Regions from separate parts of the Homo sapiens genome. Here region 2 is linked to region 1. A link is an interaction called in ENCODE POLR2A ChIA-PET data of the cell type or tissue named here. Cell type or tissue: GM12878. All regions are shown on one strand.

Evidence for each region. ChIA-PET counts read pairs that join two places held together with the same protein. Peaks named below come from ENCODE experiments on the same cell type or tissue, not always from the same donor. Only the 100,000 strongest peaks of a DNase experiment are listed, where the experiment ranks them.
Region 2: POLR2A ChIA-PET joins it to region 1 with 5 read pairs; 2 of 35 experiments call an interaction of 5 or more read pairs at or near these places.

The regions. Positions count from the first base shown.
Region 1 is chr9:84,747,304-84,749,803 of GRCh38, reverse strand. All of the region lies in intron 11 of NTRK2 (neurotrophic receptor tyrosine kinase 2), which reads right to left. Among named protein-coding and RNA genes, the nearest start is that of NTRK2, 79 kb to the right of the region's middle. In GM12878, no CTCF peak of the experiment used is centred here; a DNase peak (open chromatin) is centred at 1,503; H3K27ac peaks cover 1,798 bases.
Region 2 is chr9:82,853,672-82,856,171 of GRCh38, reverse strand. No RefSeq gene overlaps it. Among named protein-coding and RNA genes, the nearest start is that of RASEF, 210 kb to the left of the region's middle. In GM12878, no CTCF peak of the experiment used is centred here; no DNase peak of the experiment used is centred here.

The DNA of each region.
Region 1 (2,500 bases):
ATAAAATCTAGATTTCTCACTCTGCTGCATGACTTCAGAATTACTTAACCTCTCTGCATCTCATAATCTTCATGTGTAAGATGGAGAATATAATTATTCTACTTTGTAGGTTATTGTAAATCCTCAATGAGTTAATGCAGGTAATGGGTTTGGAACAGTATCTACTACAATATATAATAAATTAATGTTAGCTGTGATGATGATGATGAAAAAACTAAGATTTACAAAAAAATTAAGTAAGCTGCTCACAGTCACACCTTCTGAGCTTGGAAATGGAACCAAGTCTGCCCAAGTATAAATCCTGTGATTTATCCACTACACTGTCTCTGCAAAGCATGTGGTTGAGAATGAAGGCAGGAAAATAAAAACATATGGCTAATTCTCCCAGGACACCATCTTTCATGTCAGATGAGAAGAGCATTAAATAAATCACAGAGCACAAAAAGAAGACATACAAAGCTCTTGGCCAGTGTGGAGCAAAAGTAATGATCATTCTCTTCTCTGGTACTTTAACTGTGAGTATATCTCCCCAAAAACGCTTCTGCAAATGTTTGAGTATAGACTTTTTTTTTTTTGAGACGGAGTTTCGCTCCTGTTGCCTAGGCTGGAGTGCAATGGTGCGATCTTGGCTCACCACAACCTCCGCCTCCTAGGTTCAAGTGATTCTCCTGCCTCAGCCTCCCTAGTAGCTGGGATTATAGGCATGTGCCACCACACCTGGCTAATTTTGTATTTTTAGTAGAGACGGGGTTTCTCCATGTTGGTCAAGCTGGTCTCGAACTCCCAACCTCAGGTGATCCGCCTGCCTCAGCCTAAGTCCTGGGATTACAGGCATGAGCCACCATGCCCAGCCAATACAGATCTAACTCCGTCTCTGCAGCCTATATACAAACAGAATGGTAGCAACTCCTACAAAGCTAATTATGGATAAACGTAACCATTTCACTCAAGCTGACCTCATGACTTTGGGTGTTTTTTAAAAATCTTTATTTCTAACTAATGTTTTCATGGGAAAGAGATCATAGTATTTTAGCTATAAGTTTCTTTATTATTAAATTGCAGACTTCTACAGATAGATGGAGAATACCTAAATAAACAAAGTCAAACTCCATTTGATAAATAAGAAAACTGCGATGGGGGAGGTTAGATGACTTGGCCTGAAAGTCCCCCAACCATGCAGCAGTACCACAGTACAGTCTCTTCCCTGCTTTGGACAGTCCTTAACTGGGATTTAGGAGTCCTAGATCCCTGCGTTCACAGGACACCTTGCTTTTACCAGTCATGACAGCTAGAAGAGATGCTTCACTTATCCAAGCTTCTGCTTCTTCATTAGACAGTAATGCCTGCCCTGGCTTCTCTGCCTAGTTATAGAATGTGTAAGTCAACCTAGAAAATGGGAAGTGGGCTCTACTGCTGAAAAGCAGCTAAGGATCTGTAAACAAATACTTAAAGCTACTGAAGCCATTCTAAATTTAAATCCTTTCGTAAACAAGGATGCCTTTGACAATGAAAAGAATTACTTCCTCAAAATCAGATTGAGAAATACAGAATTTTGTGTACCTTGCATGTGTTGAGGTGGTTTTTACACGGGAGATGAGCATGGGTGAGTTTGTTTGGTCAGTTGTTTGATTGGTTGGTTGGCTGCTTGATGGGTTAGTTTTCATCTGAGGATATTTCTTAGGATAGAACAAGGGAGATCTGCCCTCCCCTGCAAATCCAACAAAATGCTGGAAGAGCACTTGTTGGACCAGAAACATTTTTAACTTTTGTATCTGCTTCTTGGCTCTCAAACTCTTCTAATCTAATGATCCCTCCTGTGATCAAGAACTCTTTATATATAAAATATCTGAACCACACAAATTCTACAAAACACAATATTGCACCTCTCATACAGATTTTAGGAGCCTTCCGCAAAGTCATAATATACAAACTCACTGATCTTGCCTTCCAGCAACTATACTATAGATGGAGATATGCCAATCAGGTGCCTAAATTTATCATTTGTATTTTAAAAACCCCAGAAGGCCAGGTGCGGTGGCTCATGCCTGTAATCCCAGCACTTTGGGAGGCCGAGGCGGGCAGATCACAAGGTCAGGAGATTGAGACCATCCTGGCTAACATGGTGAAAACATGTCTCTACTAAATAAAATACAAAAAAATTAGCCAGGCATGCTGGCAGGTGGCTGTAGTCCCAGCTACTCGGGAGGCTGAGGCAGGAGAATGGCATGAACCCGGCAGGCAGAGCTTGCAGTGAGCCGAGATCGTGCCACTGCACTCCAGCCTGGGTGACAGAGTGAGACTCCATCACAAAAAAAAAAAAAAAAAAAAAACCCAGAAAACTAAAGTCAACATATAATTTTGTGTAATTGGGCTTAATACATGCTGCTTGGATTTCTTACGTACACAAACAACTTTCTTACACCAAGAAATATTAAGTGGATTGGTATAAGAATTAAAAACTAAAATGATTGCATACGGCAGGAAGCAGATACCATTCCCC
Region 2 (2,500 bases), 1.9 Mb after region 1:
CTATGGTCATGTTTTCTTGTCATCTTTGCATTTATCAATTTTTTTATATGTACATTTATGTTCTCTATTGGCTTCATAGGTATAACTGTTTATTTTCTTTACTGGTTGAGCTAGTACTAACAACACACATCCTTCACCTATCAAAGCCTAGTGAGTGTTCATATTGTATCATTTTATATTTCAGGCCTTTCAGTTTCCACTTTTACTTCCAAATTCATGCTGTACTATCTCAACCATAGCATAATTCTATTTACTTGCTTCCTCTTTTGTGCTCTTGTTGCTATGTCTTATATTTCTATGTGTATTATCAATTACAACTTAAAATAGTATTACTTTTGCTTTAAACAACCTTTTAAGGAAATTTCAAAAATAAAAAACACACTGTTCTTTTTAATTCACTCATTTATTTAGCATTTCTTTTATTCTTTATTACTTCCCATATGTTCACGTTTCATCTGGAATTTATTTTCTTCAGCTGGAAGAATCTCTTTTAGCATTTTTTTTTTTTTTTTTTTTTTTTGCAGTGTAGATGGGCTGGTAACAAATAAATAATATTTTACCTCTATATAGTATTCTGGACTGAAACTTTTTTCTTTCAGAATTTTAAAGAAGTTGCTTCATTGTCTTCTGTCCCTTGATGTACAGGCATAGCTCGTTTTATTGTTCTTTATAGATATTTTGCTCCTTCCAAATTGAAGGTTTGTGACCACCCTGTGTTGAAGAAGTCTATCAATGCCATTTTCCCAAAAGCATGTGCTCATTTTGTGTCTCTGTGTCACACTTTGGTAATTCATGCACCATTTCAAACTTTTTCATTGTTATTGTATTGTATCTGTTATGTATCTGTGATCAGTGATCTTTGACGTTACTATTGTTTTGAGGCACCACAATCTTGCCCATATAGGATGGCAACTTTAATTGACAAACGTATGTGTGTTCTGCTTACTCCACTGACTGGCCACTCCTCTGCCTTTCCCCTTTCTTTGGGCTTCCCTATTCTGTGAGACACAATATTGCAATTAGACCAATTAATGGTCTCTAAGTGTTCAAGTGAAAAGGAGAGTTGCGCATCTCTGACTTTAAATCAAAAGCTAGAAATGATTAAACATAGTAAGGAAGGCATGTTGAAAGCTGAAATAAGCCAAAAAGCAGGCCTCTTGTGCCAAACATTCAGCCAAGTTGTGAATGCAAAGAAAAAGTTCTTGAAGGAAATTTAAAGTGCTACTCCAGTGAACACACAAAGGATGAGAAAGCAAAACAGCCTTGCTGATATGGAGAAAGTTTAAGTGATCTGGATAGAAAATCAAACCAGCTACAACATTCCCTTAAGTCAAATGTAATCCAGAGCAAGGCCCTAACTCTTTTGATTCTACGAAGGCTGAGGGAGGTGAAGAAGCTGAAGAAGAAGAGTTTGAAACTAGCACAGGTTGGACCATGAGGTTTAAGGAAAAGAAGCTATCTCCATAACGTAAAAGTGCAAGATGAAGCAGCAAGTGCTGATGTAGAAGCTCCAACAAGTTATCCAGAAGATCTAGCGAAGATCATTGATTAAAGTGGCTACACTAAACAACAGATTTTCACCGTAGGTAAAACAGCCTTCTGTTGGAAGATGCCATCTAGGACGTTCACAGCTAGGGAGGAGAAGTCAATGCCTGGCTTCAAAGCTTCAAGGGAAAGGCTGACTCTCTGTTAGGGGCTAATGCAGTTGATGACTAAGTTGAAATCAATGCTCATTTATTATTCCAATAATCCTAAATCACTTAAGAATCATGCTAAATCTACTCTGCCTGTGCTCTATAAATGGAATAACAAAGCCTAGATGAGAGCGTATCTGTTTTCAGCATGGCTTACTGAATATTTTAAGCCCACTGTTGAGACTTACTGCTCAGGAAAGAAAATATTCCTTTGAAAATATTATTGCTCATTGGCAATGCACCTGGTCACCCAAGAGAGCTGATGGAGGTATACAAGGAGATTAATACTGCTTTTATACCTGCTAATAAATCCAGCCTATGAATTAAGAAGTAATTTAAACTTTGAAGTCTTATTAGTTGATAAATACATGTTGGATTTAGGCAAAGCAAGTTGAAAACTTTCTGGAAAGAATTCTGCATTCTAGATGCCATTAAAAACATTTCTAAATCATAGACTGAGGTCAAAATATCAACATGAATAGGAGTTTGGAAGAATTTGATTCCAACCTCATGAATAACTAAACACTTTAGTAGAGGAAGTGACTGCAGATGCCAGCAAGAAATTAGAATTAGGAGTGAAGACTGAAGATGTGACTGAATTGCTGTCATCTTGTGATAAAACTTGAATGGGTGAGGAGTTGCTTCTTATGGATGAGCTAAGAAAGTGGTTCCTTCAGATGGAATCTATTCCTGTTGAAGACGCTGTGAACGTTGCTGAAATGACAACCAAAAATTTAGAATATTACATACTCTTAGTTGACAAAGCAGCAGCAGGTTTTGAGAGGATTGACTCCAATTTTGAAAGA